Linked DNA regions of Homo sapiens: region 2 is linked to region 1. Evidence: read pairs that join two places in POLR2A ChIA-PET (ENCODE). Cell type or tissue: GM12878. All regions are shown on one strand. Links, peaks and the distances in the headings refer to the core of each region. The heading gives the core; the rest is flanking DNA.

Region 1 (2,912 bases), core at 244-2,743:
AGCCATTAAAGTGGGAGAGTATTTTATTATTTTCAAGAAAGAGGGAATGGTCACCTCTGTCAAATGCTGCTGAGAAGTTACACAATGAGAATAGAGAAATGTCTATTTGGATTTGACAACATGATGGTGACTGTTTTGACAAGTGGTCCAAGCCACATTGGGATGCTTCGAAGAGAGAATAGGAAGTGAGGTGAATATCGACAGCTCGTTAGGGAAATTTTGCTGCTGTAAAGTGGAGAGAAGCAGCTTAGTGGCTTCAGAGGGAGATGGGGTCAAAGAAGAGGGCTTTTTTTTTTTTTTAATTTTTTTTTAAGACAAGATGTCACTCAGTCATCCAGGTTGGAGTGCAATGGTGCAAATTACGGCTTACCACAGACTCAACCTACTGGGCTCAAGTGATCCTCCTACCTCAGCCTCTCCTGAGTAGCTGGGACCACAGGTGTGCACCACTGTAACCCAACTAATTAAAAAAAAATTTTTTTTATAGAGACAGGGTCTCCCTATGTAAAGAAGAAGGCTTTTCTTTTAAACAATGGGAACTAGATAGGCTAATGAGAATATTTAATAGAGAAGGTGAGACTAATCCAGAAGAGAGACCAAGACTACCAAGGGAGCAGCATTCTTTTTTTTTTTTTTTTTTTTGGAGACAGTTTTGCTCTTGTTGCCCAGGCTGGAGTGCAGTGGCGCAATCTCAGCTCACTGCAACCTCCACCTCTTGGGTTCAAGCAATTCTCCTGCCTCAGCCTCCCAAGTAGCTAGAATTACAGGTATGCACCACCACACCCAGCTAATTTTGTATTTTTAGTAGAGACGGGTCCACCATGTTAGCCAGGCTGGTCTCGAACTCCTGACCTCAGGTGATCCACGCACCTAGGCCTCCCAAAATGTTGGGATTATAGGTGTGAGCCACCATGCCTGGCCGGGAGCAGCATTCTTAAGGAATTCAAGACACAGGAAGAACACTTGCCTTTAGTGGGAGCAAGACAACGCAGTGTGGCAGAAGACAAAGAATGGGGGCACAAGTGCAAGGTGAATTGGAGGTAGAATATAGGACTTAACTTTCTGACGGCTTCTGTTTTCTCAGTGAAGTCTGAGGCAAGGCCGGTGACTTAAACAAAGAAGGGGTAGTGGATAATTTCAGGAAAGATGGACACTTCACCTTGAGCAACAGGACAAGGAACTGAGTAACTGGGAAACAAGGTAGTTTCAATGCTGGGCATTGTTGAATCCCTTGCCGTGGCTTGGGGCCATGAATTTAAGGTGAAACCAGTCAGCTGAGTTAGTTGTGTGATTTTTTTTTTTCTCCTAGCAACATTCAGCTGTTATGAGGGCAGCGAAGAGCAGGCAGGTGATCAGTTCACCCAAAATTCGTGTTTTGCCCTGCAGGTTTGACAGAGGAGAAGCAGTGCCAGAGGCTTGAGAGTAGTTGCAAGGGGGTGATTTTGATGATGAACCTTGAAATGTTAGCTGAGTAGGAAAGCAAGAGAAGAATCAGAGTGGGGGCCATGAAAATCATTACTGGCTTAAAGTGAGTTAATGGGCGCAGAGTTTCAGTTTGGGAAGATGAAAAATTTCTAAAGCTGGATAGGGCTCTTGGTTTCACAGCAATGTGAATGTATGTAATGCCACTCAACCAAACACTTTTAAATATTTAAAATTCAGTAACTCTATAGAGAAATAAAGGGTTTTCCCAATCCTGGAAAAAAATGGTTAAAATTGTAAATCTTACATATATTTTACCATAGTAAAAAATGAATTAGGCTGGGCCCATGGCTCACACCTACAATCCCAGCACTTTGGGAGGCTGAGGCAGGCAAATCGTTTGAGGCCAGGAGTTCAAAACCAGCCTGGCCAACATGGCAAAACTCATCTCTACTAAAAATACAAAGAAAATAGCCAGGCATGGTGGCACACACCTGTAATCCCAGCTACTCAGGAGGCTGAGGCATGAGAATTGCTTGAACCTGGAAGGCAGACATTGGAGTGAGCTGAGATCTTCCCACTGCACTCCAGCCTGGGTGACATAGCTAGACTGTCTCAAAAAAAAAAAAAAAAAGAATGAACACTTAAATATTTGTGGCAGATAGAGGTGTTATTTGCATATGGAAGAAAATTGCTTTAGAAATGAAATTTCAGATTACTGAAACTAAAGAGAAAGTATCTCTTCTTATCATGGTACCAAGCTTGAGGGTGCATAAGTCACCTATAGACGTAGAGATTGTAGTATAGGACCTGGGAATATTACATTATTTGCTCCCATGTTTACTGTTTTGTTCTAAGCCTTTAGCACAGCATTCAAAACAAGTTGAGCACTCAGTAAACATTTGCTGACTCAGTACTTGGAGAACCTAGGTAGAGTAGAATGATGGGAATCAAAAGGAAAACAGTATTCTGTTAGAGATCAGCAATATCTTACACTAGTAGAGGGATCTGTGAGAAAAAGAATCAAGACCATTGAATGTGTGGCGGCTTATAGCATTTGACATTCTGATCTGTGCACGTGATGAGAAAAAAAGTCTGATTACAGAACAGGGAAGGAGAGAAATAAGCATTGAGTTTCATTTTTTGTTTGTTTTTGAGACAGGTTCTCACTGTTACCCAGCCTGGAGTGCAGTGGTACAATTGTAGCTCACTGCAGCCTGGACCTCCTGGGATCAAGGGATTCCCCCAACCTCAGCCTCCCAAGTAGCTGGGACTATAGAAATGCAACACCATGCCCAGATAATTTAATTTTTTTTTTTTTTTTTTTTTTTTTGTAGAGACAGGGGTTTCTCTTTGTCACCCAGGCTGGCCTCAAACTCCTGGGCTCAAGCAGTCTTCCCACCTTTCCCTCCCAAAGTGCTGGGATTACAGGCGTGAGCCACTGCATCCTGCCGAGAAAATCATTTTTTATTTAAATAATGTCAAATGGA
Region 2 (2,912 bases), core at 303-2,802, 120 kb after region 1:
CCTTCAGTTCTTCCCCTAAGGATTTCTTCCTAACTCACCAGGTTCACTTTCTTTCCCAGATGTCCTTGGCCCTGGTTCTACTCCCAAGATCCTTGCTGGGAGGCTCTGGTTTCTTGCTATACCATTGCCTCCTTTCCTGCCAGCCAAGTGCAAGATGAAAGCATGCCTATGATGTCAAAACGGACTTGGGTGTTCTCCCAGCCACAGTAAAAGTCAAATGTCCTCGGAATTAGGGAGAGTGATGTGCATGTGGTTGGGAAGTGGGGGATCATCTCAGTGTCATTCTTAAATCTTCTCTCACATTCTTTCATTTTGTCCACAGCACAACCCCATAAAATGATCAGGACAAGTTAGGAATTAGGGATTGACAAGAAGGACCTCAAACATCACTGAGTCCAAACCCTCTTAGATAGCTAACCAAGTCCATGAAAGGAAGTAACAGCTGGGTTTGGAACCGAGGCCTCCTGACTCCTGACCCAATGCTCTTCCATTAAACCAGGCTGCCTCCCCTTGATGGGGCTCAGAGGCCCCTGCCCTGTGGGCAGCCATCTAAGCTCATGCACTGCCACAGATATGCATGCAGAAGGCAGGGAGAGAAAATAAGGAAAATTGAATAAACAGACAGAGGCAATGGTATTTCCCATCCAGGTAAATCTAGAGCCTCTCCTTGAGTCAGCCAGGGCACCAGAGGCCAAGAGGTTATTTCAGCAGGGGGTAGCAAGGCCAGGTATCAACCTCTAGGTCTAGAGATAGGTTCCAAACATCCCTAAGCTCATTTATAATTCGTCAGACATCTTTCATCGGTTATTTAAGATATTTCTCGGCCAGGCGCAGTGGCTCATGCCTATAATCCCAGAACTTTGGAAGGTCAAGGCAGGCAGATCACTTGCAACCAGGAGTTTGAGACCAGCCTGGGCAACATAGCAAAACCCCATCTCTACTAAAAATACAAAAAATTAGCTAGGCAAGGTGGTGCACACCTGTAGTCTCAGCTACGTGAGAGGCTGAGGTGGGAGGATCAATTTAGCCTGGAAGGTCAAGGCTGCAGTGTGCCGAGATCGTGCCACTGCACTCCAGACTGAGCAATGGGAGTGAGACCCTGTCTCAACAGATATAGCTAGAAAGATGATAGATAGATAGAGATAAATAGATAGATAGACAGACACGGCCAGGTGTGGTGACTCATGCCTGTAATCCTAGCACTTTGGGAGGCCAAGGCAAGCGGATAACATGAAGTCAGGAGTTCGAGACCAGGCTGGCCAACATGGTAAAACCCCATCTCAACTAAAAATACAGAAATTAGGTGGCATGGTGGCTCACGCCTGTAATCCCAGCACTTTGGGAGGCTGAGGCAGGTGGATCATCTGATGTCAGGAGTTCGAGACCATCCTGGCCAGCATGGTGAAACTCTGTCTCTACTAAAAACACAAAATTATCCAGGCGTGGTGGCGGGCACCTCTAATCCTAGCTACTCGGGAGGCTGAGGCAGGAGAATCACTTGAACCTGGTAGGCAGAGTTTGAGGTGAGCCGAGATGGCGCCACTGCACTCCAGCCTGGGTGACAAAGCGAGAATCCCTCTCAAAAACAAAACAAAAAAAGAATCCCTTGATGGCAACTTGAAGGAGCCCCTCATCTCCTCCAGGCACAGGCACATGTGACTAAGGACAGGACCGGGATGTCATTGTAAAGGTTGCCGAGATTCAGTGCTAAGTAAATGCTTAGCCCTCCAAGTCTCTTATGCTAAAGTAAGGGCATTGCTGGGAAAGGTCTGGGAGCCTGAGATGAGATGGAGACATTTAGGCAGACATGAATAAGACTGAGAACTTTGAAACCCCAAATTCCCTTGAAATTCTCATGTCTGTAGAGATAAGCTCCTCTAATACTGCTCCCTCCTCCCAAAACATCAGCCTCAGAACCCTCCCTGCCCCCATCCCTCTTGGGCCCCAGGCCCTTCATGAGTTAGGTCCCAGCACAGCCCATGGAGAAGCACAAGGTCACGCTGAGAGGGGGACGCCGGGCTGAGTTACAGGCCTGGCCAGCTTGTCTTGGCAGAAGCTGCAGGAGCATGTGTGGGAGTGTGTGCTGAGGGAGCTAGACCAAGGTGGGGGGATGGAAGCCTTGGTTTGTCCAAACTCGTTGCCGTGGATCCTTATCCAGGATTTGGGATTTACTGTGTTGGCCTGAGCACCTGGGAGGAGAATTAATAGTTGGCTAGATTGGCTAATTAAAGTCTGGATTAAGTAGTAGCCTACAGTTAATAAGCATGAAATGCCAGAACTTCCCTGGCATTCTGTAGAAGAAGGAATCAGAAGTCCCCGGGAGACGGGAATGCTGGACTGGATCTATGATGCGCACCTTCTTAGCCACTGCTGCCACATATTTTAGGAGGGTCTGGAAAACACTCCCTTTATGAAAGCATTAAGAAATGCGTTCGTGAGGGCCACCAGCATCCTTGACTTGCTCTGATGACTGTCCTGTCTTGACTAGAGAGCTAGTGGGGTGTGCTGGATGGATCAGTGGAACTGGATTCCCTGATCTCAATGAGAATAATAGCATCTTGGTGGTACAAAGGCCAAATGGTGATGCTTACTTAACAAAGGCAAGGTGGATATAATAGCCCACAACAAGGCAAAGGGACTAAATCATCACCAGGTGGACAAGATGACAGTCCTGTGGACGATGGTCAGCTGCTTTCCCAGCTGCCCCCAGGGCTTGTGCAAAGATATAAAGTGGCCATGGTGACAGGGATGGAAGCTATGTCTGGGCTCAGTAACAGAGTCTTCTCCTCTCTGAGGCTGATCTGGCTGTGGCCAGTGCTGAGCGTCGACCTCCTCACAGCCTAGTGCTGAGTCCCTGATTGGGCATCATTCTCACCTCATTGTAGATTGGTTTGACTGGGTCCTCCCATCAC

Evidence for each region. ChIA-PET counts read pairs that join two places held together with the same protein. Peaks named below come from ENCODE experiments on the same cell type or tissue, not always from the same donor. Only the 100,000 strongest peaks of a DNase experiment are listed, where the experiment ranks them.
Region 2: POLR2A ChIA-PET joins it to region 1 with 7 read pairs; 19 of 35 experiments call an interaction of 5 or more read pairs at or near these places.

The regions. Positions count from the first base shown.
Region 1 is chr6:42,787,601-42,790,512 of GRCh38, forward strand. The region is part of intron 1 of BICRAL (BICRA like chromatin remodeling complex associated protein); the gene reads left to right. It overlaps LOC401261 (a long non-coding RNA gene), which reads left to right. Exons shown (of 2, transcript NR_134654.1): 2 at 2,816-2,912. Among named protein-coding and RNA genes, the nearest start is that of BICRAL, 7.0 kb to the left of the region's middle. In GM12878, for the core only: no CTCF peak of the experiment used is centred there; no DNase peak of the experiment used is centred there; H3K4me3 peaks cover 319 bases; H3K27ac peaks cover 1,621 bases.
Region 2 is chr6:42,905,518-42,908,429 of GRCh38, forward strand. No RefSeq gene overlaps it. Among named protein-coding and RNA genes, the nearest start is that of PTCRA, 9.1 kb to the right of the region's middle. In GM12878, for the core only: no CTCF peak of the experiment used is centred there; no DNase peak of the experiment used is centred there.